Linked DNA regions of Homo sapiens: region 2 is linked to region 1. The links are chromatin loops, found by intact Hi-C in ENCODE. Cell type or tissue: prostate gland. All regions are shown on one strand. Links, peaks and the distances in the headings refer to the core of each region. The heading gives the core; the rest is flanking DNA. Region 1 overlaps ANKRD11 (ankyrin repeat domain containing 11). Region 2 overlaps ANKRD11 (ankyrin repeat domain containing 11).

Region 1 (9,844 bases), core at 987-8,986:
AAATGCAATGTGATATTTAGGATAAAGCTGAAACACACCACAGCGCCTCAGCAATTGAGGCTGTGAATACAACCACACAATCAGCAAAGAAAAGCTTGTTCTATTCTTCATCTACACCACTCACACACAACACCAAAGGTGTTCTCAGCACACCTCCATCCACCTCAGATCTATTCTTCATCTACACCACTGACACACAACACCAAAGGTGTTCTCAACACAACTCCGTCCCCCTCAGAACTCTGTGGAACGTTTTCATTCCCAATGATCACCAACAGAGCCAGCTGTAAGCTCAACTCTAACACTACCCACAGTGCAGCTGACCTAGACTGATGGGCGGCCTCCGGAGAAGTCAAAGACTCCAGCTCTACTGCACACACCCACAGCAGGAGAGGCCTGTGTCTCTCACAGGTGTGGGGTCTGAGCCGCAGCCCACTACCTTAACTCCATAATCTGTGACTTGGCTCTTATGAGGAAGCTGACAAAGAATCAGAGACTCAGAGGAGATCACAGCCTTTCAGGACTGAGGTCTAAAACACAGAACCTCTAGCCCAGTGCTCACCCGCAACCATTTCCCTGCCTCTTCCTACTTCTCCAGTCCTCAAGGGGACAATGGCAGGGTTCACAGGATTCTTCCTCCGGAAGAATTCAGTGTGCTGTAATTAGAAATGAACATTTTATCAATATGTTCACGTAAAATGTACATGTTCCCCTGGGGGGAGGGATAAATAACAGTGGAACTAGGAAAAGCAGACCACCAGAAAATGTCTCGGTCCAGCGTGGTGGCTCAGGCCTGTAATCCCAGAACTCTGGAAGGCTGAGGGGGGAGGATCACATGAGGCCAGAAGTTCAGACCAGCCTGAGCAACACACTGAAACCTCAACTTTGTAACAATAAAAACAGAATAAAAACTTAGCTGGGCATGGAGGTGTGCACCTGTAGTCCCAGGCACTCAGGAGGCTGAGGTGGGAGAATTGCTTGAGACCAGGAGGTCAACACTACAGTGAGCTGTGAGTACCAATGCACTCCAACCTGGATGACACGACAAAACTCTGTCTCAAAAGGAGGGGGAGGAGGAGGTAAGAGGGAAAGGAAGAAAGCATAAGAAAATATCAAGCACAAACTAAGGGCCCCAAAAAATCCAACTCACAGCAACGTGGGCAGAGCCCTGGAGAAGCCAGAGGACATCCAGGCACCACCCAGCAAGGGGCTACAGAAAGGGGGCCACCTGCCTCCAAGCCTGCCGGGACTGAAAATAAATCCATGTGGCATCAACAGGAACATCTGTGGCTGTGTGGCAATGCGTGTGAGTGCGCATGAATCCTGGTGTGGCTGGTGTGTGTCACAGTCAAAACGGAAAGAGAGAGCGCATCGTGGTTTATAAAAAATAAGTTTCCTTGCGGCCAGACACAGTGGCTCACGCCTGTAATCCCAGCACTTTGGGAGGCCGAGGCGGGCAGATCATGAGGTCAGGAGATCGAGACCATCCTGGCTAACACCGTGAAACCCTGTCTCTACTAAAAATACAAAAATTAGCCGGGCGTGGTGGTGGGCGCCTGTAGTCCCAGCTACTCGGGAGGCTGAGGCAGGAAAATGGCGTGAACCTGAGAGGCAGAGATCGCAGTGAGCCAGGATCGAGCCACTGCACTCCAGCCTGGGCCACAAAGTGAGACTCCGTCTCAAAAAAAAAAAAGTTTCCTCGCTATGCATGCGCTAAAACCCTCTGGAGTGAAGTCCTAAAATATTTAAATGAATTTTCATTCTGAAGAGACTACAGAACTTCTCAACACAGGCTCTCTTACACAGACTCTATTACACAGACTTTTTTAAGATCTTGCACATCCAATGTCAGAATATATTCCATCACCCAGCAACAAAAGCAGTCAGGAAAAAAACTTCAGAAAAAGAATTATTAAAAAATACGCAAACCTGGCCGGGCGCGGTGGCTCACGCCTGTAATCCCAGCACTTTGGGAGGCCAAGGCGGGCGGATCACGAGGTCAGCAGATGGAGACCATCCTGGCTAACATGGTAAAACCCCACCTCTACTAAAAATACAAAAAATTAGCTGGGTGTGGTGGTGGGCACCTGCAGTCCCAGCTACTCGGGAGGCTGAGGCAGGAGAATGGCATGAACCCAGGAGGCGGACTATGCAGTGAGCCAAGATCGTGCCACTGCACTCCAGCCTGGGCAACAGAGCGAGACTCCGCCTACAAAAAAAAAAAAAAAAAAAAAAAAAACGCAAACCTGACTCTTAAAAAATTAAACATACCCTGCATAACTGAACAGTGTCCACAAGCAGGAATCTCTCTGGATGGCAAGGTGGCAGCCGACTATGGCACTCACCAAAAAGGCACCTTCCCCCATCATCCATGCAAAGACCTTTCCCAAAGCCACCAGACCTCCGTTCAAACAACTCAAATCCGGTCTAGAAATTAAAAATCCTTGTACTGAAAGCAAAATCAGGGTTAGCTGTGACTAAGATCCAAGAAATAAACTTTTTAAAAAGTAATAAACATGAATTCATCAGTATGAAAAAGGTCTGTGCACAGTGAGCAGTTGGCACACCGATGCAGTGCACCGAGGGCCAAGGCGAAGGCCGCAGGGGGAGGAGGCTCAGCAGAGGGAGGACACCCCAGCTGACAACGCACGCCCACTGGTGCCAGTGCTTTGGAGAACATGCCAGGTCATGTCTACGCTTTCCTCACTAAGGATTTAATTTCAGTATTCTACAATCTAACTCTACACTCTCAAAACATAATTAGAAACAATGTTTTGAATGTGATGGAGGGATGCAGTAGAGCTTCTCTAGAAAATGCTTTTGAATCTGTCTCAGAAAACCACCTGTTTTGTAGAGACCAAGACTCTTCCTCCATTTTGGCTCAAGCTGGATCCTGAGTAAAAGACAATCCCACAAACGCCCCTTTATGCACAGCTTCCCCCACACGCTGTTTGTCTCTGTTTCTCTCTCTCTCAATACCCCTAGATTTTAGGTCAAAACAAACCTGTTTCCACCAGCTGGACAGTATCATTCAGGAACGGTTTTACGCATCAAAGACTCATTTCCAGATAAAGCTGAAGCTCCAGGGAGGAGGCCTGTGTCCCACAAAGGCCAGGTGCTGACACGGTTAGTCCTTTCCTCCCCACCACCCACCAGGAATGTTGCTGGAACCCAGACACGCACAGCAAGGTTCTGCTGTTTACCCTGCTCCCCGGTGGCAGGAAGGTGTGTGCCCTATTCTCACTCCAACCCCATCACGGCCTGGTGAGCCTCCGGCGCTCCTGCCCCTTACAGCACAAGCCGGCCACCACCTCCCACGGGCCCTGACACTGTCACTCAACACCTCACCACAGCACCCAGCCTCTGCCTCTTTCATTAGACATAAGCAAGGATTTTTCCTCTAGCCAGGAAGTTTTTCAAATGTGAAGTATTTCATTTTTTTCTTCTTATTTTTTTGAAACAGAATCTCGCTCTGTCATCCAGACTGGAGTGCAATGGTGCAATCTTGGCTCACTGCGACCTCTGCCTCCCAGGCCCAAGCAATTCTCCTGCCTCAGCCCCCGTGTAGCTCGGATTACAGGCATGCATCACCACGCCCAGCTAATTTTTATATTTTCAGTAGAGACAGGGTTTCACCCTGACCTCAAGTGATCTGCCCGCCCTGGCCTCCAAAGTGCTGGGATTACAGGTGTGAGCCACCTCACCCGGCCTCAAATGTGAAGTATTTCAAATCGAACTTGTTCACAGTCAAGGCAAGCATGGCATGCTTGCTTTGGCCAGCACATGTACTAAAAATTCGAACAACAGAGACGATTACCATAGCCCCTGTGCAATGATGACATGCAAATTTGTGAAGCATTCCATACTTTAAAAAAAACACACACAGATTGGGACCTGCTCTGCAAGGCATCAGATGCCTTCCAGTCAGTAAGAGACAAGAGATACACAGGGTGCTCCCATTCCCACAGCAAGCACCACCCTGCACCACTAGTATTAGCACCACCCACATGGAAGGGTGCCAGACACATACCTACTAGCTGCCTGCCACGCATGGAAAATTCTTTAGGCAATACCCTCCGCACCCAGAAGGCTACCAGACCTGTTAAGCCTTTTCAACCAGTTTTTGCAAGCAAGAGAAATGCAATTCTTAAGAGCGGGAACACCCCTTTATTACATGTAAAGATACACAAGCTGGATGAATTGAATAGGGGTGAACAGTGATGACCCATGACCAAGATGCATTAAGAAACAGATCTGCACAGGAAGGTGGAACAAGGCCCGTGAGTGCAGAGCAAGCCTGCTGGGAGGGCAGGGGCTTGTCTTGGAGGAAAGTGCCAACAAAGCCTGTGCCAACTACAGCTGCCGTGCCGGGCCGGCGTCAACACCGAAGGAGAGGTGTGCAGAGACAAAGCGGCCTGTCAGGCTGAACAGGGAGGCAGAAACTCCGCAGACCAAGAATACAGTTTCCATAGTACCCTGTAACTCACCAAGGCTGGGACAAAGGTTAATGAAAAGTTCAAATCTGAAATAAATAACAACTCACTTCGGTATTTTACAAAAAAGGTAGTTAAGTATTTTTTTTGTGTTCCTGCATAAAATACTAGTAAGACTCAAAACAGGTAGATACTGATATGCAAGTTTTAAAATCACAAGCAGAAGAAACAACACTCTGTATGCCCTTCCAGGTGGAAATGCAGTCAGCAGAAAACTGTCTCCATGAGATAAATGCTCCTGCCCAAAGCCCACTCTAGCAATGCTTCCTCCCTGAACCACAACTCTGAACAGGCTGCCACTCACTGCAACTCCTTGCACATGACAGACTTGCTGGGAAGAGCAGGTGCGTACTAAACATTTTCTTTGGGCTCCAGAAAGCACTAACGGCCTACTTTTGCAACGGGGCGGTCGGGGGGGTGGAGTGGAGGGAGGGGGGTTGTGTAGGGTTTGCCATCAGCGTTACCCTGGAGCTAGTCCAGCCCTGGACTTCGATATCACCTGAAATCCAATCATCAAACTTTGCCCACTGTTTCTTCTCCAAAAGCAAGGAAAAGAAAAGCTATCATGAGCCCCTTCAGGGTCTAGCAGCATACAAGACTGCTTTTAGAAATTCTACTCCAGGCATAGTGGCTCACGCTTGTAATCCCAGCACTTTGGAAAACAGGAAGGAGGATGGCATGAGCCCATGAGCTCAAGACCAGGCTGGATAACACAGCCAGATCCCGTCTCTGTTATAAATAAATAAATAAAATGTAAAAAAAAGAGAAATTCTACCAAATAAAGATCAACTATGATGTAACAACCAAGTAACCCTACAGTGTGAGAAATGCATGAGGGGCTTAAGCTCAGGGAACCACCACCTAAAGAGAGAGGCAGAGACCTCAGAGGACATCACCACAGGAGCAGGCAGGCTCCCACCCAGACAGTGGCACACTGCCACCCTTGCAAACCTACCACACAGACCCGTTCAGCACCTGCCCTTGCACCACCCACCTGGAGGCTCAGCATCCAGGTGTGCTGGCCCCTTGGGTGAGGGTGCCCAGGCACTCACCAACTGAAGTCCCCATCTCTCCACGGCAGGCCCACCTCAGAGGAGGCAAATGTTAACGGCTGATTTCTTCCCATAAAGCTAAGCCCTTATCCATGTGGCTTGTTTACAAAAGTAAAACAGGCTGTTTGGACATGGCATTAACCAATGTATTAGTAAGGGAAGGGGAGCAAGCTGTTTTCTTTAACTAATATATATAGGTCCAACCCTAGTTCAACCACTGCTCAGCCGTTTCGAACCACTGGCTGAGCAAATTCAGCCTCTCTGAGGTTCAGGTAAACTAAGAGGTCATCTCCTTGGGGCGTAAGATGCTACCCCTGAAGCAACATCACACCTCTCATGGACGTCACTATCATCCTCCACCCCAACCTGCAAACATACCTAGGACCAGTGCCCCAGCCCCAAGGAGCCACAGAGGCTGAGGATGATCCGTCCTCCAAATGCTCAGGCTACTCTGAAGCAGGAAACAAAGACAGCAATAACCACAAGCACAGGGACAATGTCCTGCCTGACACCTGAATTCTTACTCTGATATCTCAACATCCTCTTCAATAAAATCAGGAAATAACTGTATTTTTTTAAAAAAACGATTTTGAGCCCGGGCACTGTGGCTCACGCCTATAGTCCCAGCACTTTGGGAGGCTGAGGCAGGCAGATCACCTGAGGTCAGGAGTTCGAGACCAGCCTGACCCACATGGAGAAACCCCGTCTCTACTAAAAATACAAAATTAGCCAGGTGGTGCATGCCTGTAATCCCAGCTACTCAGGAGGCTGAGGCAGGAGAATCACTTGAACCCAAGAGGCAGACATTGTGGTGAGCGGAGATCGTGCCATTGCACTCTGGCCTGGGCAACAAGAGCGAAACTCCGTCTCAAAAACAAAAACAAAAAAAAAAATTTTTTGTTAAAAAAAAAAAAAAAAAAACCAGCCTAGTATATGTTCCTGCCTAAGAGAATATGAAGCTTTGTTTTGTTCTTCAGATGGATCCACACTTAGAACCACCATCTTTAAAAAAAAAAAACTGTTTAAAAAGGACTTCCAATTGCATTTCATGAAGGCAGTGGGTAGAAAATCCTTGATCAGTCCCTAATTGGGTGTGTTTTCCATGAATGAGCTATTGGGATACAGAGTGTCGAGAACAAGAAAACAGCTTCTAATATGAAAACAGATGAGGTTCTCCTAAAGCTTCTGTGACAGCTGCATCTAAACAGTTTAACACTGAGGTGGACGGGCGCAGTGGCTCACGCCCCTAATCCCAGCACTTTGGGAGGCCCAGACAGGCAGATCGCTTGAGCCCTGGAGTTCGAGACCAGCCTGGTCAACATAGCAAAACCCCATCTCTACAAAAAACACAAAACTTATCCGGGTGTGGTGGCAAGCATCTGTACTCCCAGCTGACAGGGAGGCTAAGAAGGAAAGGTCACTTAAGCTCAACAGGCAGAGGTGGCAGTGAGCTGTGATCATGCCACTGCACTCCAGCCTGGGTGACAGAGCGAGCCCCCGTCTCAAACAAAAACAAAAACCAAAAAAAACCCACAGACTCAATTCTGGCTGCCAGGCCATCAAGGGCTGTGAAGTGAAGCCCTGAGATCCTTGTGGCAGGACCCTGGACACACAATGACAGTGCCACCAGCCACAGCCATGCCCAGCAAGCAGCTTCCTGTCCAGTGAGCACCAAGGGGCCCTTCTCACACACAGCCTCCCACTCAAACCTCGAGCATCCGCTTCTCTCCTCCTCCACTCTGGGGCACAGAGGCTCTCGCCAGCCCCCACAGCTGCTTCTCCGCTTGTCACCCTGCCACACACCCTCTGTCCCTGCAGTTCCAGGGACAGCCGAGGTGTTCTCACTCTGCACCAAGTGCCTCACGGGCCAGGTCCTGCTTAAAGCCTGAATGAAGCAAAGCTTGGAAAGGACCCAACACAACCTGCCACCAACTGAATGCCTGCCATCCCTCCCCACCCTACGAAGACACTGCATGAAAGCCACCGAGCACGTGACTGCATGACCCCCACACAAAGGGCACGTCCATCGTTCCAACTACAAAGCTCCACGTCCAACACCAGTGGCCTCCTCACCCCCAATGCATATTTGCAACCCATTAGTACCAAAAGTTTAATCACTATTGCTGCCCTGTCTCCTACTACCCCATTCCTTGCCCTCATTAAACTCCTAAAGACAGTGGTCCCTAGATGCCTCCCTCTCTTCCCTATCCAGCGACTTATCACAAACACCCCAACACCCTTTCCTCTCCATCAGATATCACTGAACCTCAACAAGGGGGCCTGAGGTGCCAAAGAAACATCACATAGCACGATCTAGAGTGTAGCAACCACACAGCTAACACCCAAATCAGAGGGTCCTCATGATCCCATCCATGCACCCACATCCCGGCTGTCGTCCACAATCCTACGAATCAGAGGGTCCTCGTGATCCCCATCCGTGCACTCACACTCCCTGCTGTGGTCCACAATCCTACAACAATGCTCCACTCTTGGCCTCGTACCCTAAGTGTCCACATTCCACCTGTTCTCACTCCTCCTACACAGCCACCTTTGGCCCTAAGAACACTGCATCCGGACACGCAGGCCCTCGGCCTCCCAAAGTGCTGGGATTACAGGCGTGAGCCACCGCGCCTGGCCCAACATCATGTATTTATTACATGTACCAGCATTTATCTAATATTTTCCTAAAATACAATAACTTTTTCTTTTTTTTTTTTTTTTTGGAGACAAAGTCTCACTCTGTCACCCAAGCTGGAGTGCACTGGCACAATCTCAGCTCACTGCAACCTCCACTTCCCAGGTTCAAGCAATTGTCCTGTCTCAGCCTCCCAGGTAGCTGGGACTACAGGCGCCCACCACCACGCCTGGCTCATTTTTGTATTTTTAGTAGAGACAGGGTTTCACCATATTGGTCAGGCTGGTCTCCAACTCCTGACCTCAGGTGATCCGCCCACCTTGGCCTCCCAAAGTGCTGGGATTACAGGCATGGAGAGTTGGGCCATCTATTCTCTCACTGAAGCAGGGATGACTTTGTCACATGCACCCTTGCAGACACTGGGCACCTTGCAGACAGTGGGCACCCTGCAGACAGTGGGCACCTTGCAGACACTGGGCACAGGAATTCAGTAAGACTGATAGGTGATGTTTTTAGTTAGGGAGAATATATGTGCAAATTATTTCCATGTAATATAAAAAGAAAAAGTCTCAACTGTAAAATGAGCATAAACAGTCCAATGGTGAAACCTTTTCTCAAAAATCTGAATTGAAAGGACAAGTTATATTAGTGCTCAAGAAAAACTTCTCCCTGATCTGTCAGAATTCACACCATGAGTTCCAAATCACACGAAAGTACTCAAAGTCTTGGCCAAAGCAAACCTACTACAGCACCTAAACACAAATCTCCATTTTCTTTTTTCTTAAATTAGCCTTACTACTATATTATTAAAACTCTCAAACCAAAAGTTGAAACTAAAAATTGAAGTATTTTATAAAGGACATAAGCACAAAAATACCTTCCAAATAATCTTCAAATACGCCTAATTAAAAGCAGGCATTTAATTGCACAAATTTAATGAATTTAACATTTAAAAGTAAAGTTAAACTGCTTCTGAGGCCTTACAGTACCCTAAAATCATTTTCAAAGTCCAAGACGAGACGGTGCTGGACTAGCAGTCCTAGAAAAACCCTCACCAGCACCGCCCCGTCCACCGGAGCGCACGTGAGTCCCGGCATGCGGGCAGGGCAGGAGAGCTCTTTCTATCCCCACCCACCTCTGGCTCACTCCATGAGCACAAGCAAAGCAGTGCCCCGGACCTGGCATCTGTTCATGTTTTACTTGCCCATATCACCATTGTATTTAGTTCTTGGTAGCAGCCATCAACCATCATAAAGCAGCTTCTTTTATTCTTTGCTACTTCAAATCACACATGAAAAAGAAAATGCAAGAATAGAAACACAGAAATGGAAATGGGCCAGGTGTGGTGGCTCACACCTGTAATCCCAGCATGTTGGGAGGCTGAGGCCGGAGGATTGCTTGAGCCCAGGAATTTAAGACCTGCCTAACCAACACAGTGAAACCCAGTCTCTACAAAAAAAAAAAAAAAAAGAAAAATTTGCAGGCATGAGGAATGTTGGTGCATGCCTGTAGTCCCAACTACTTGGAGGCTGAGGTGGGAGGATCACTCGAGGTGGGGTGGTCGAGGCTACAGTGAGCCGTGATCCCACCACTGCATTCCATCCTGGGTGACAGAATGAGACCCTGTCTCAGAAAAAAAGAAACACAGACATGGAGAGAGAAGG
Region 2 (9,844 bases), core at 1,244-9,243, 50 kb before region 1:
TGGGATTCACAGAAGAACAGGCATTCAGAAGATCTGTGAACTCAGAGAAACGGCATGTCAACAACTCAAACATGAGCAAAAACACTGAGTGTGGCAGGGAGCACCGAGAGAGAAGATCACTGGGGCAAACACCGAGTGTGGCGGGGAGCACCGAGAGAGAAGATCACTGGGGCAAACACCGAGTGTGGCGGGGAGCACCGAGAGAGAAGATCACTAGGGCAAACACCGAGTGTGGCGGGGAGCACCGAGAGAAAGAAGATCACTGGGGCGAACACCGAGTGTGGCGGGGAGCACCGAGAGAGATCACTGGGGCGAACACCGAGTGTGGCGGGGAGCACCGAGAGAGAAGATCACTGGGGCGAACACCGAGTGTGGCGGGGAGCACCGAGAGAGAAGATCACTGGGGCGAACACCGAGTGTGACGGGGAGCACCGAGAGAAAGAAGATCACTGGGGCGAACACCGAGTGTGGCGGGGAGCACAGACAGAGAAGATCACTGGGGCGAACACCGAGTGTGGCGTGGAGCACAGACAGAGAAGATCACTGGGGCGAACACCGAGTGTGGCGGGGAGCACCGAGAGAGAAGATCACTGGGGCGAACACCGAGTGTGGCGGGGAGCACCGAGAGAGAAGATCACTGGGGCGAACACCGAGTGTGGCGGGGAGCACCGAGAGAGAAGATCACTGGGGCGAACACCGAGTGTGGCGTGGAGCACAGACAGAGAAGATCACTGGGGCGAACACCGAGTGTGGCGGGGAGCACTGAGAGAGAGAAGATCACTGGATCAAACCCCGAGTGTGGCGTGGGTGAGGTGCAGGAGCCTAACCAACGGTAAGGGGTGCTCCCAAAGGAGGTGGAGGGCAGAAAAAAATACGTGAAGGAATAAAGCCTGAACATTTCCACATTTTGATGAAAACTGTAAACTCTAGTGATCCAAGAAGCTCAACAAATCCCAATCACAAAACATGGAGAACCTGACCAAGGCACATCACAGAGGTGAAAAGAAAATCTTAAAGGCAGTCAAAGGTGAGAAACTAGGTAAAGAAGAACAGGCAAAAGGGACGACAGGTTCTCGGGGAAACAGTGAGCACACAGCCAGGGGCCAGCACCCGTAAGTCCTGCAGAAAAACACCTGTGAAAATCTTTCAAAAACAATGCTGCTGGTAATGGTTGTCTAACTCTGGGGAGGAGGTTCCTGGAGCTCTGCGCTGCTCCCCACATGCCCTGCCCTCCGCATCTGACTGTGCATATCCTTTGCAAAATCCTTTCCACGACACTGGTGAACATGTAAGTGTCACCCTGATTTGTGTGAGCCACTCTCATAAAATTATTGCACCAGGCTGGGCGCCATGGCTCACGCCTGTAATCACAGCATTTTGGGAGGCCGAGGTGGGTGGATCACGAGGTCAGGAGATCGAGACCATCCTGGCTAACACGGTGAAACCCCATCTCTACTAAAAATACAAAAAATTAGCCGGGCGCGGTGGTGGGCGCCTGTAGTCCCAGCTACTCGGGAGGCTGAAGCAGGAGAATGGTGTGAACCCGGAAGGCGGAGCTTGCAGTGAGCCGAGATCGCGCCACTGAACTCCAGCCTGGGCGACAGAGCGAGACTCTGTCTCAAAAAAAAAAAAAAAAAAAAATGATTGAACCCAAGGAGGGGTCACGGAACCCCAGATTCAGGGCAGGTCGCTGAGAAGCACAGCCACAGGAACCCAGGGCTTGCGGTGGGTGCTGGAGTGCTGGCAGTCTTGCGGGACTCAGTCCTCTCCCTGGTGGACCCCGTGCCGTCTCCAGGTAGACAGTGTCCAGGCTGCACGGGATTGTGGGACACCCAGCTGGTGTCCGCCACAGAACTGACTGCCTCCCTGCTGCTGGGCAGAAAGCCCACACAACTGGTCACAGACGTCTTTTGCGTTTTCTGTGTTGACTGTCGCTGTGGCATGAGAGCAAAGGAAAAATCTGAGTTTTCCCCCTCAGAACCCCTACTAACTGAGCTTAGAAATACATGAAGTCAAGCTACACAGACAGATACACAAAACCACAAACTCAGTAATGATTTTAATACCCTGTTCTCAATCACTGAGAGGACAAGCTGACAGAGAATCAGTAAGCACACTTGTAAGAAGTAAAGCAGAGGTTCCTCTTCAAAGACTTTCCTCCCCATCTAACTAAAAATAAATAGTAACTTCTCTTAAAAGCAACATTTATTCAAAGACCTGTACTGACATTCTTAAATATCTGCTAGCCTTAATAAAGAAATCAATGTACTTTATGTTCTTAGCTCCCACAATTTAGCCTAAATATCTGCCCTGGCATGCTTATACTGGTCGAAGCAAGCATTAGGTCACGGCCTGTTCCTCTTCCTTAGTTGAAGGTGTTTTTACCTTTCTCAGCATTCCACAAATTACTTCCTCCTTCCTTTGTTCTCCTCTGCCTTTGCCTCTTTTAAAAAGTTCTAAGTTGCTAGCCAATCGGGACAAATACAGAATGTGAGGTCCCGTTCCAGCCAATGGAAACCGGACACAGCAGTTGGTATAAAAAAACCGGACACAGCGTCAGGTTATAAATGACCCTGGTCTCCTTCATTCGGTGTACTCTCGTGGCAAAACTGCAGGCGAGTGTACCCTTTCTGCAGAAGGTATAAAAAATGGCCTTGCTGAGGAAATTAAATTTACGTTCAAGTGCTATTTCTTTACGGCACCAGGGAGCAAGCATTTCAAACACACTGATGGCCCATTCCTGAAGGATCACAAGAAGCTAAAATTCATTACCTGTATAAGGGAGTTTAAGTTAGATTTTCACCCTTTTCATGTTTTCTTACATTTTCTACAATGGGTAAACGATGGAAATAAGAAAAACAATGTTTATGTTTTGAAAATGTCTCAATGGGTCTGCCAGTTCATGTTTTCCATGAGCAGCACTGTGATGCCACGCTGAGATGCTCCAGGGTCCATGCAGTTCAAGAACATGGTCGTGATGTGTTGAAGCAGACCTGTCTTGGTTGTCCCTCAGATCCCAGCTACAGAAGTTAACGATCAACTCAGCATCTGTAATGCACTTCGGATGTCAGCCTACAAGAGCAGACCCAATCAACATGGTTGAGTTCACAGACAACGGTATCTAGGATGTCCGGCACACCCAGAACCTGCACTTAAGCAAACTCGTGGATAGGAAGTCCCCCAAGGCTGCTTTTCTCTAAACACTAGGTTAGGAAAAAAGAAAACTGGGAATACATTTAACCGACTCCATCAACTACATAAGAAAGCACCTTTGAGAGTGAACTTGTGTCTAATCACCACCTTGGGACCTGCCTGCATCTGAAATGAGTGAGTGATCTACAGTCACCAAGGCCCTTTCTGTTTCCCCAAAAATTCCTTTTCTAAACTCCAGCCTATTTCTTCACATTCTACTTCTTATTCAAGGCCTATGCAAATGCTAACCCTCAGTGGAGCCTCCGGCAAGCCCAGTCCCCAGGAAACACGGTCTCCCTCCCTCTTCTTCACCTGCATACCTTCTCTCACAGGAGCCTCTGGAAGTCTCCCTCAGGACCTGGCACCTTCTTGCTACATCATAAATACCTTGAGAGCACGACGCCAGCCTCATTCACCTGTTCCCACAGGTGACATGGCTCCCACCCTGGGACCAAGAGAGTCCACTGTACACATTAAACTTTAGTTTCCTCTTTTTTTTACTTTTTTTATTTTTATTTTTTTTTTTTTTGAGACGGAGGCTTGCTCTGTAGTGCGAGACCACTCAGGCAGGTGGAGTACAGTGGCGCAATATTGGCTCACTGCAACCTCTGCCTCCTGAGTTCAAGCAATTCTCCCACCTCAGTCCCCCATGTAGCTGGGATTACAGGCGTGTGCCACCATATCCAGCTGCTTTTTTTTTTTTTTTTTTGTATTTTTAATAAATAGAGACGGGGTTTCACCATGTTGCCCAGGCTGGTCTCGAACTCCCGACCTCAGAGTGATTTGCCCGCCTCAGCCTCCCAAAGTGGTGGGATTACAGGAGGAAGCCACTGCGCCCGGCCTAGTTTCCTCTTAGGTGGAGTAATCACGTCCACCTCAGAGGATTTGTAAGGGTTAGAAGGGGAAGCAGCCGGGCCGATGGAAACATGCAGGAACTATCCCAGCTGGGCCTATTGCCCTTCATTCTGGAATCTGGCAGAGCTCTGCATGGCATCTCGCATGAAACAGGCTCTAAGTATTTAATGAATAGGAGGAGACATGTCAGACAGTGGGAATAATCATGCTGATCTGCATGAGGAAAATGTGTCAAAAAACAAAAGCCAAAAAGTCACGAAGAAAGTGCTTGTAATAGAGACTAGTTTACTTGTGAGGGCTACGAATAAGTGAAGCTCAAACCACTAGGTGCCAAACATGAAAGTGGGTTCCCAGACCCCAGTGTTTGCTGACTGCAACACAGCGGTGCCTGCAGCTCACAGGGTGCTCCTCCCCGCCTCCCTAGCCCTCCTGGAGACTCCACCCATCACAGTCCCAGGTTCCAGGCAGGCTTCCCAGGCCACTCAGCTGCTGCAAGCACAATGTCCTCCTGAGGTCAACGGGCAGGTGGCAGGAGCCTCTGACCTGCTTCCCTCCACGACATGGGCACGTTCTGGGACTGCAGTTCCACAGTGGTCTCCCATGTCCCTGGAAAGCAGCCGTCCGCCTCTCCTCCACACCTGCCACACTGCTCTCACTCATCAGGAAACTTCTCATCAGAAAAACAGCTCGTGGGCCAGGCACAGTGGCTCCCGCCCGTAATCCCAGCACTTTGGGAGGCCAAGGCGGGCAGATCACCTGAGGTCGGGAGTTCAAGACCAGACTGGCCAACATGGTGAAACCCTGTCTCTATTAAAATACAAAAATTAGCTGTGCGTGGTGGCAGGCACCTGTAATCCCAGCTACTCGGGAGGCTGAGGCAGGAGAATCGCTTGAACCCAGGAGGCGGAGGTTGCAGTGAGCCAGTATCGCACCACTGCACTCCAGCCTGGGCGACAAAAGCAAAACTCTGTCTCCAAAAAAAAAAAAACAAACAACCTTTTGTGGAAAAACGAGTGTATTTTCCACTCCTCGTCTCAATAAAACCTGCGAAGACTGCTTTCATATACAGGAGTCGTGTTTTATGACAAAGGCTCCATCAAGGATGCTGTAAAATTACACACAGCCATCTCCATAATATATGGCCCCGAGAGTTACACACATGAGGTTATTGAGTTATTTTTCAAACGTCCAGACTCCTCATTTCCAATTAAGGCAGGTTGGCTGTAGCACTGTTGGAAAGCCTAAAGCTTTGTTTGCAGCCAATTCAGAGGCGACAGTTTTTCCAAGGCTACTTAGAGCTGATGAGAGAACCCCCTGTTAAAAAGATCTCCAAACCAGCAAATACATCACGGTATGATTTTAAGTCACTGCAATCCAGATCATCTTAAAAGTTCTGCAGGATTTGGAAAAACAAAGACAAATTATTAAACCAAGTGACCAGGCTGAAGCACAGGACAAGATGAAAGAGGGCCAAGAACAGGCAACACCACCACTCAAACGATCCAAGAGACTCCTGGTCTAAAAAGTTAGAGGCTTGGTCAATTTTAAGGCAGCGTCTTAACAGAAAGAATTATGCAAGCCAAGTAAACTGGCTGAGCCCCAGGGAAGGGCTGCGTACTGCCAGAGGAATGGGCTGGACTCTTTCCAGCTCCGTAATCCTGGGAGCAGCGTCGGTGTGGAAGGAACCCTGACGGCAAGCTGTTACATAAGAGCCCAGTCCTGCACTGCGGGGACATGGTCCGCTTGCTACTGGCATGCAAAGATCAAAGAGAGGAGACAGCGCTGGGATGCCAGCCCACGGCTGGGACACGTGCTGCTTCTGTGAGCATGCGCCCAGGAACAGACGCACAGACCCACCCGAACGGGGAACCGAATCTTACTTGTCCATGAGAATCCCAGGAGGGGACCAATGGGCCATCACATTGGAACCCTCTGAAACTGCACACACATTTGCAAGCATAGGTATCAGGGGAGGTAAGTGATACAGACTCTTCTAAGGGTGTGAAATGTTTGAAAAGTTGTCAATAAGCACACAGACTGACCTGATTCATTCAACAACATTTTCTCACCCAGCACACAGACTGAATAGCTTGGTACACTTGCTTCCCAGGTGTAAAACTACCTGCTTAATAACAATGCCTTCTCAGCTGGGTGACACCGCACTGATGAGCCAGTTCACTGGAGGACTGCTGGGGTGGTGCGGCAAGACTGTTTCAACGCACTACGTCCCGAGCACGCAGCATTCATCTTGTGCATATCCTTCATGACAAAACAAGTATGCACAAAGCACTGCTGCCGCACACCAGACACAGCGGCCTCTGGACAGGAAGCACCAATCTTCAGTCAAAGAATGACCGACCGACATGCAAACTCTGGTTGTTCGGACATGAGTACTGGCAGATCATTTCTAAAAAATGAAGGAAAGACAGCTGCAAGTTCAGCCAGAACACCTCAACAACTTGTTGTCAATGTGAAAATTCAAGCTTTCAAAGATAAGAATTTTGGAAAACTCCAAGAGCAGACAGCTTCTGAAGAACTAAAAGTCTCCCTGGAAGAGACAGGTGCTGCTTTCTGATGTAGTAAAATCAAGTGGATCCACGTCGGGAGATGCACACGAGTCCCGGGCACCCAATCGGCCCTTGGGTGCACACTGTGTGCTGACCTGGGTCACCTCCAGATGTGGACACACAGGCACACTCCCACACACACGCGACGGAGCCGCACTCGCCGCAAGAGAGACCAAAGGGAAGCCCTGAGACTCCCCTGCTGCTGGAAACGCTCACAGCACAAACACCTGCTGGGTTTTGGTGTCGTATCAATGAAAATCTCCATAATTATATCAAAAAGCTATTTATTAAAAATATGCTTCCATTTTCCCACTAGATTTTTTTTTTGTATACTTCAACTAGAACAACATATTTACCACAGACTGATGCAGGAACAGCGAGGAGAACCCTGCTGTCTTCTATGAAGCCACACATTAATGGGGTTTGTACAATTTTAAGGAAATGCTCCTCTAATTGCTATTTGTTGTTGTTGCTGTTGTTTTTGGGACGGAGTTTTACTCTGTCGCCCAGGCTGGAGTGCAATGGCGCCATCTTGGCTCACTGCAACCTCCGCCTCCCAGGTTCACGCCGTTCTCCTGCCTCAGCCTCCCGAGTAGCTGGGACTACAGGTGTCCACCACCACACCCGGCTAATTTTTATATTTTTAGTAAAGACGGGGTTTCACCATGTTGGTCAGGCTGGTCTCAAACTCCTGACCTCAGGTGATCCAGCTGCCTCGGTTTCCCAGAGCACTGGTGGGATTATAGGCATGAGCCAGGGGACTTGACCAGATCACTAATTTTTTATACTGGAAAATACAGGATTTTTTTTTTTTTAAAGAATGTGCTGCTTATATGCAATGGGCTTATTATTCCTGTTGTTAATTGGAATTGGTATACAGACATTTTCCAATCCTTCAGGTTTCAACTGGCAAATGCCAGCAGACATACCCACAGAGCCAGAGCTCCTCAGGCTCCTCCACGTCCAACGGCGTCTCACAGTCCTGAGGATGAGGACCTGGGTGAGGGGAGCACGGGAGACACAGCCATCAAGGCATCCACCTCCAGGACAGACACCAGCCAAGAACCCCCTCAGGGCAAGGCCTCTCACAAGTCCAACTCCACGGATTCCACCGTAAGTGCTGTCAACTGGATGCGCATTTACAAAATCTGAGTTTTCTCAAAGAAGCTGAAGCTTTCCGTGTCCTCAGTGATTCTGGACTCCCAGCGCCGTACCACTCCCTGCCAGCCACACAGGGGGACCCACAGGAAGCAGGCCTTCCCCGTGGCGGGCCTTGCTGCTATCCGCGCTCCTTTCTGTGCAGTCGTCCCTGACGGGGAAGGGTTGAGCCCAGCCAAGTGGATCCCTGGCTGCAGGACAAAGGTGTGCATGGCAAGGGGCCCACCTGCCTCAGGCTGAGGCATAAACTTTCCCTTTTCACTCAGGAAGGGTAAGACACAGTTCCCAGTTTTACAGTGTGCTTTTGTGGATGCTGACCCGGTACTGCTCTTGGAATGTCAAGATGAAGATGATGCAGAAGCCTCTCCTCTGAGCATCTTCTGATTGACAGGCAAGGGACTGGAGTGGAGCCCTTGGCAGCAGGCGGTGGCCAGGGACAAGCGGCCCGTGCCACGTCTCCCAGCTAGCTCACCACCAGCACACAAACCTTCGTCCTGGGCATGGGACTCTCCATCCCTGGTCAAAGCAGGTGCCTCGGGTGGCAACACAGGACCCTCAGACACTGATCTCCTGTTGTTGAATCGGTGCAATATTCACCCACCAAAAACAACCACAAAGCGCCTGTCACCAGTGACAATGTAGCACTGTCTATGTGAATAAAATTAAATTGTGTTTGGAGAATCTGGTGACGCTGTGAAACAGCTGAAGATTACCTGTAACCTCAGCGCTCTGGGAGGCTGACAAGAGGGACACTGTGAAACAGCTGAAGACTACCTGTGACCTCAGCACTCTGGGAGGCTGACATGAGGGACACTGTGAAACAGCTGAAGATTACCTGTGACCTCAGCACTCTGGGAGGCTGACATGAGGGACACTGTGAAACAGGTGAAGATTACCTGTGACCTCAGCACTCTGGGAGGCTGACATGAGGGACACTGTGAAACAGCTGAAGACTACCTGTGACCTCAGCACTCTAGGAGGCTGACATGAGGGACGCTGTGAAACAGATGAAGATTACCTGTGATCTCAGCACTCTGGGAGGCTGACAAGAGGGACACTGTGAAACAGCTGAAGATTACCTGTAACCTCAGCACTCTGGAAGGCTGACATGAGGACTGCTTGAGCCCAGGAGTGTGAGACCAGCCTGGGCAACACAGGGAGACCCCATCTCTTAAAAAAAATTTTTTTTTAACAAAACAATAAAAAAACAAAAATAGCTGGGTGTGTTGGCACCTGCCTGTGGTTTCAGATACTCAGGGGGCTGAGGCAGGAGGAAGGTTTGAGCCCGGGAGGTTGAGGCTGCAGTGAGCTATATGACTGTGCCACTGCACTCCAGCCTCAGTGACAGAGAGAGATTGTGTGTCCAAAAAAAAAAATCCCAATACACTGTTAGTGTCTCAAGCCCAGGTTAGAAATTACTCGTCTAGTCTCTGACAGAAAAATCAGGTGGGCTAAGCAAAGGTGCTTTCTGGCCCAGGAGTACAGATGCAGTGGCAGGCACATGGCTCAGCTGGCTGTGCACAGCCACCCAGGATCCTGGGGCAGTCTCTGGACAAGGCCTCAAAGACCCCAGACAGACTCCCATCATCCCTCTCTCCCATCAGCATCATCAGTTTTTTAAAATTGTTAACAAGCTCCATGCTCTGTGAGACGCAGTTTCCAAGCAAGGCATTTTCAGTGTTGCCTCAACAGAAACTGCATCATCCCTGAACACTGACCTCCTGTCACAGCCCAGGTGGCTCCGAACACGGAGCAGGAGCATGATGACACAGCACGAGTCCACGCAAGGACACCTCCTCATCAAGACAAGTCAGAGGCAGAACCGAGTTCAGGGGCCAGTGGCTGGCTTTGTTTATTCTTCATTTATCCGTAAGAGAAGCCCAGAGAGACAACTACAAGTGACCCAAGACACTCATAGGTGAGTGGATTAAACACCCGGCGTCCATCCAGACAACAGAATATTACCAGGCCCTGAAAAGACAAAAAAGGACCATAGACGCATGCTGCTGAGTGAAAGCAGCCCGTCTCCAAGGACTACACGCTGTACGGTTCCGACTCTGACATCCAGGAAA

The links. A loop is a pair of places that touch in the nucleus more often than their neighbours do. Peaks named below come from ENCODE experiments on the same cell type or tissue, not always from the same donor. Only the 100,000 strongest peaks of a DNase experiment are listed, where the experiment ranks them.
Region 2: it touches region 1 in a loop (1.8-fold over the local background); 13 of 110 quality-filtered maps call a loop at or near these places.

The regions. Positions count from the first base shown.
Region 1 is chr16:89,439,555-89,449,398 of GRCh38, forward strand. The region is part of intron 1 of ANKRD11 (ankyrin repeat domain containing 11); the gene reads right to left. The region is part of intron 1 of LOC101927817 (a long non-coding RNA gene); the gene reads left to right. It also overlaps the pseudogene RNU6-430P. Among named protein-coding and RNA genes, the nearest start is that of ANKRD11, 46 kb to the right of the region's middle. In prostate gland, for the core only: no CTCF peak of the experiment used is centred there; DNase peaks (open chromatin) are centred at 2,637, 4,017 and 4,377; H3K27ac peaks cover 861 bases.
Region 2 is chr16:89,389,608-89,399,451 of GRCh38, forward strand. All of the region lies in intron 2 of ANKRD11 (ankyrin repeat domain containing 11), which reads right to left. All of the region lies in intron 1 of LOC128462377, which reads right to left. Among named protein-coding and RNA genes, the nearest start is that of ANKRD11, 96 kb to the right of the region's middle. RefSeq lists an enhancer at 5,327-6,265. In prostate gland, for the core only: no CTCF peak of the experiment used is centred there; a DNase peak (open chromatin) is centred at 5,744; H3K27ac peaks cover 1,403 bases.